2 separate regions of the Homo sapiens genome follow, and region 2 is linked to region 1. A link is a loop called in an ENCODE intact Hi-C map of the cell type or tissue named here. Cell type or tissue: heart left ventricle. All regions are shown on one strand. Each heading gives the region's core, and the rest is flanking DNA. Links, peaks and the distances in the headings are about the cores only.

Region 1 (2,898 bases), core at 263-2,762:
AGGCTGGTCTTGAACTCCTGACCTCAGGTGATCCACTGTCTTGGCCTCCCACAGTGCTGAGATTACAGGTGTGAGCCACCAAGCCCGGCCTCAGCCAATGGTTTTTATATTTTTGTAGAGACAGGGTCCCGTTGTGTTACCGAGATTGCTCTCAAACTTCTGGGCTCAAGTGATCCTCCCAGCTTGGCCTCTCAAATCCTCGTTAATCCCTGAACACGGCGGACACACTCCCATCTCTGCACCTGCTGGTCCCCCTCACTGGAACACTACACTTCCAGCTAACCACGACTCACTCCCTCACCTCCAACAAGTTTTTGCTCAAATGTCACCCCTCAGACTCATGCTGATGACCCTATTTCAAGAGCAACCAGGACTCTCCATTCCCCTTTTCTGTTCTTTTCTCCAGAGTACCTTCCAGCTTACTATATAGTTTATTCCTTGGCTATATTTATTTACATTCCCGAAGGCAGACATTTTTAAAATCTTTTTGTTTACTGGTGTACCCTAAGAGCAAAGAATTGCGCCTGGTACATAGTAGGCACTACAAATATAGTTATGGAATGACTAGACATAACTAAAAAAAAAAACTAATGCTAAGTGCTTACTATATGCACACAGAGTAAACTTTCAAAACATCACCTGTTATCTCACTGGACCTGACCCATTTCTGGCCTCCAGAACCTGTCCCTTTGCTTGACTTCGACTTGCCTAATTCTCTATCTCTTGAGACAATCTGGGAGTTCCCAGAAGCCAGAGCCCGCTGTGAACCCCTCGAGCCTCCCACAGGGGCCTTTCTGCCCGGAGTCCTGTCCCCAGACGCAATGTCTCCCCCAGCGCCCCAGCCACAGACCTCGGCCTCCTCGCCGTCACTGCTGCGCTCGCTGTCCTCCTCCTCGGAAAAGTTGCTGTCCTCGCTGTCCGACATCTTCCGCTGCTGCTGGGAAAGACAGCAGCCTTGGCGCGTCCCACAATCCTGCGCTCCACCCCGAGCCTCAGTTTCCCCGCTGGTTCCCTGGGAGAAGAAAACCCCTTAGGGCGCTTCCGGCAGGCTCGTTTTGGCAATCGCGAAGCGGAGTGAGGACCCCCTCCTACGCCACATGCTAGACCTCCCCAGTTTCCGAATCTGTTCTCTACACCTCCCCGGCGCCCGGAACTGCCACCTCTGCACACGCACTTACCTCTCGGGCTCCACCTCCGCCTTCGGTACCAGCTGCTGTTCGCACGACGCCTGACTGGGGCTGACGGGTCCTCTCGCGAGAACCTACCCGTTGACCTCGCCTAACACGAGATTTCCGGGGCTGGCACGGGCGACGCACTTCCAGGTCGCCATCTTGAGAGAGGCAGGGCTGGCCTGGGCGGAGTGCGGGGCCGACATCTGCGGAGGGTTAGGAGGGGAAAGGTTTTTTCTACCCGCCGGCTCGGCGACCAGGCTGAAACTCATGTTTGAATTTAGTGAGCCGTTTGTTCGTTAGTCCGGAACACTAGCGCGGTAGGCCAAGCTGCGAGGAGGCGGCGAAATCAGCGAATAGCAAATTATAAAAGAAACAAGGCTTTATCTCCTAGGCCCTCTAAAGCATCCCCAGGAGATCCGTATCCCCGTTTTGGAGAGAACGCTGAAGCTCAGAAAAACTCAGTGGAAAGCGGCAGACCCAAGCCTCCTCGCCAAGTCTGAGTGACCGTGAAGCCCTGGTTTTTCCTTCTTTTTCTTTCTTTTTGTACTTTTTTTTTTTTTTTGGTAGAGTCGGGCTGTTGCCCGGCCTGGTCTCAAACTCCTCTAACTCAAACTAAAAAGCCATCCTCCGGCCTCGTCCTGCCAAAGTGCTGAGATCACAGGCATAACCTGCCGCGCCCGGCCCAAGTCCCTATTTTTCTTTCCAGGCTTCCTAAGTTCATTTAAAGGCGAATTTATCTATTAGTAATGACGGCTGACGAGTGATGGCAGAGTGGACAGGTGTAATGGAGAGATGAAAAATGAACCTTCGCCTGTAATCCCAGCGCTTTGGGAGGCTGAGGCGGGAGGATCACCTGAGGCCAGGTATTTGAGACTAGCATGGGCAACAAATTGAGACCCCATGTATCCAATTTTTGTGTTTTTTTTAATGTGGTGTGGTGGCGTGTGCCTGTGGTCCCTGCTACTCCAAAGGCTAAGGTGGGAGGATCACTTGAACCCATGTTGAGGCTTCAGTGAGCTATGATTGCACCACTGCACTCCAGACTGGGTAATAGAGACCCTGTCTCTAAAAAAAAAAAAAAAAAAAAATTAAAACTTAAATTTTTAAAAATTGAAAAATTAACCTGATAGGGGAAATTTTAAAAATCAGAAGTCTATGTCAGTCGCGGTGGCTCATGCCTGTAATCCCAACACATTGGGAGGCCGGGGCGGGCAGATTGCCTGAGGTCAGGAGTTCGAAACCAGTCTGGCCAACATGGTGAAACCCCGTCTCTACTAAAAATACAAAAAAATTAGCCGGGCGTGGTGGCATGTGCCTGTGATTCTAGCTACTCGGGAGGCTGAGGCAGGAGAATGGCGTGAACCCAGGAGGCGGAGCTTGCAGTGAGCCGAGATCGCGCCACTGCACTCCAGCCTGGGCGAGAGTGAGACTCAGTCTCAAAAAAAAAAAAAAAAAAAAGAAGCCTCAGGACACATTGGTAAAATTTCTCACATAAGTATGACACACCTGGGCCGGGCGCGGTGGCTCACGTCTGTAATCCCAGCACTTTGGGAGGCCGAGGCGGGTGGATCACGAGGTCAGGAGACCGAGACCATCCTGGCTAACACGGTGAAACCCCATCTCTACTAAAAATACAAAAAAAAATTAGCTGGGCGTGGTGGCGGGCGCCTGTAGTCCCAGCTACACGTAAGGCTGAGGCAGGAGAATGGCGTGAACCCGGGAGGCC
Region 2 (2,885 bases), core at 386-2,885, 47 kb after region 1:
GGTGGGCTCTGTTGGGGAAAGGGTTAGTTGTCTTCAGTTGTATGCAAGATAACTGCATCATGTTGGGTGGGACTATGACTATGTTATCGTACTTATTTGGAGATTAAGTGTGGTTAAGGAGATGTGTGAGGGTGCCCAGATGACAAGGACTAGATGGTCAGTTTTTTATTTTTTTTGAGACAGAGTCTTGCCCTGTCGCCCAGGCTGGAGTGCAATAGTGTGATCTTGGCTCACTGCAACCTCTGCCTCCCAGGTTCAAACGATTCTCCTGCCTCAGCCTCCCGAGTAGCTGGGACTACAGGTGTGTGCCACCACACCCGGCTAATTTTTTGTATTTTTAGTAGAGTCGGGGTTTCACCGTGTTGGCCAGGCTGGTCTCGAACTCCTGACCTTGTGATCCGCCCGCCTCGGGCTCCCAAAGTGTTGGGATTACAGGCGTGAGCCACCGCCCCCGGCCCGATGGTCAGTTTTATGTGTCAACTTGGACGGGCTACAGTCCCAGTTATTCAAACACTCATCTAGCTGTCGCCATGGAAGTGTTTTGTAGATGTGATTAAAGTCCATAATCAGTTGACTTTAGATAAGGGAGATTATCCTACAAAATCGGGGGATTGGGTAAAAAACTGATTCAATTAGATAAATGGGCAAAACTGAGGCTCCCCTGAAGGAGAAATTCCTCCTAGGGACAGCGCTTCAGCCTTCCTTCTTGCCCTACATGCTCGGGCACTTCAAGGAAGAATAAGGGGAGGAATTTCCTGGGACACACAGCTGGCCATTTCCCAGTTTTCCAGTGTGGGGACTTGGGCTCAGCGTGAATCACAGAGGTATCCATGGTCCTAGGGTTTCCTTGCAGACGTGGGGTCCAGGACAGGAGGCCATGGAGTGCGAATGTGGGAACCATGGCACAGAAGATACTGGGTGGGGCAGTTCTCCAACCAGGCTGAGTCACTTGAGGCTTTCACACCCCAACATCTGAGCCTGGGCTGGTAGCTCCGCCCTGCACTTGCTCAGGCCTGAAGGCTGAGGCTGAGCTTCCTGAAGCTTCCAGGGAAGCAGGGAGTCTGAGGGGGCACTCCCTCCTTGAAGCCCCCTCCCCAGTGCCTGCTTCCCGGAGCTGGGGCTCAGGCGCCTGGGTTCTTCCCCAGGACTGATGATTCACCCCGGCTGGGGCCTTTTCACTTCTCCTTTGGGGCTAAAAATACTGGGACCCAGGCATCCAGCTGGGCCAGCCTTGCCACAAATTGCACAACGCCCCTCACTCAAGTTCCGCTGACGCAGGCTTGGGTGGGGGCCTGAGTTGCTCCCTGCTCAGACCTGTGGAGCTCAGAGCCTGGGCCCCTCCACTGCTCCTCTCCTAGGCCAAGGACCCTGGGGTCTGGGCTGACATGCGAGCCGCTGGGGGACTCTGGGCTTGGCTGTGGCCCCTGGAAATGAAGTCCCTTCCCTTAGCCCCAGATAACCCAGGGGTGCTGGCCCCCTGCATAGACACAGAGTCCCAGTTAGGAGCTGGGGATAGAAGACAGCTAAAGGGGACTAAGAGAGAGAGGTCAGAGTGAGAGAAATAGGACCATGGGGAGAAACACATTAACAGGAACAGAGAAACAAGGGAAAAAGAGACAGGATGAGAGAGACACAACTGTAATAGAGACACAGAGGAGTGGCACACAGAGACCACCTCCCAGCTGGAGACAGTCAGGAAGGACTGAGGGAGAGGGGACAGCCAGGGCTCCACACCCAGGCAAGAATGGGGGAGGGCCTGTGGAACAGAGAAGTCATCAACACACACAGTTCAAAGTCTACCCTAGGCTAGGAGGGGGAGCAGGAAGAAGGGGCAGGGACGCAGGGGCCCGGCCTGCGAGCTCCCTGTTGGCCTCTGCTGCCCCCTGCTGGCTCCCGCTGCGGTGCTCAGGCAGGAAGAGAGGAGGCTGCTGTGTTTAGGCCCAGGACGCTCTTCATTCCCTTTGCACACCACCCACCAACCACTGCCTGCCCCACTCCCTGTCCCCCACTTCACAGAGTGCCCCCAGGGCCAGCAGGTGGTGCGGGTGTCTTGCCCGTGACCTTGTTGGCACAGTCCAGCAGGGCGGTGTGAATGTCCTTGGCACAGGAAATCTGGGCTTTGATGACCGCCAGGTACTGTGGGTAGGGGAGGCTGTCAGGCTGCACTGCGTCGGGCTTGGTGGCTGTGGGCACCAACGTTGGAGAGTGCTTGGCACTGTCACAACTCTGTGACAGGCACTCATGCGCCAGGCGCTGTGGACAGGCAGGCAAGGGGACAGCATCAGCTCCACCCGAGGTCATTCTACCCCACCCCAAGGGCCAGCTGGGGGTTGTCGGCTTGGCCTCTGGATTTCCCAGGTCTTAGAGTCAGAGGTTGGCCCTGCCAGTCATTTGCTGGGGAACCTGGGGGCATGGCGGCTACTCTTCTCTGAGCCTCAGTTTCCTCCTTTGGAAAACGGGTTTAATAACCACCTCTTCCTACCTCATAAGGTGAGAACAGTGAGAGCAGGTGTATGAGACACAGGCACGGGTCCTGGCACACTGTTTAAAGTGCCAAGAACTGTTAGCTACTATCATTGTTACTGCCCTGGCTCCAGGCCTGGTGTTGGCAGTGGCATCTCACCCCTGGTTTTCTGCCTGCTTCTCTGGCTGCTCTAGGTACTACTTTCTTTTTTTTTTTTGAGATGGAGTTTCGGTTTTGTTGCCCAGGCTGGAGTGCAATGGCACGATCTCAGCTCACTGCAACCTCCGCCTCCCAGGTTCAAGTGATTCTCCTGCCTCAGCCTCCCGAGTAGCTGGGATTACAGGCACCCGCCACCACACCCGGCTAATTTTTTTTTTATTTTTAGTAGAGACAAGGTTTCACCACATTGGCCATGCTGGTC

What was found. Hi-C counts contacts between places; a loop is a spot of excess contacts. Peaks named below come from ENCODE experiments on the same cell type or tissue, not always from the same donor. Only the 100,000 strongest peaks of a DNase experiment are listed, where the experiment ranks them.
Region 2: a loop joins it to region 1, with 2.0 times the contacts of the local background. A loop is called at or near these places in 31 of 110 quality-filtered maps.

Annotation. Positions count from the first base shown.
Region 1 is chr19:39,443,918-39,446,815 of GRCh38, reverse strand. It overlaps SUPT5H (SPT5 homolog, DSIF elongation factor subunit), which reads right to left and starts at 1,234. Exons shown (of 30, transcript NM_001111020.3): 1 at 1,179-1,234; 2 at 851-1,012. The coding sequence starts at 925. RefSeq lists enhancers at 805-1,024, 397-1,193, 1,165-1,434, 1,194-1,991. In heart left ventricle, for the core only: no CTCF peak of the experiment used is centred there; DNase peaks (open chromatin) are centred at 855 and 1,295; H3K4me3 peaks cover 2,261 bases; H3K27ac peaks cover 1,691 bases.
Region 2 is chr19:39,396,825-39,399,709 of GRCh38, reverse strand. It overlaps MED29 (mediator complex subunit 29), which reads right to left. Exons shown (of 4, transcript NM_017592.4): 4 at 1-2,253. The coding sequence ends at 2,011. Among named protein-coding and RNA genes, the nearest start is that of MED29, 6.9 kb to the right of the region's middle. RefSeq lists an enhancer at 1,340-1,389. In heart left ventricle, for the core only: a CTCF peak has its summit at 1,883 (motif pointing left); DNase peaks (open chromatin) are centred at 1,149 and 1,879; H3K4me3 peaks cover 461 bases; H3K27ac peaks cover 1,894 bases.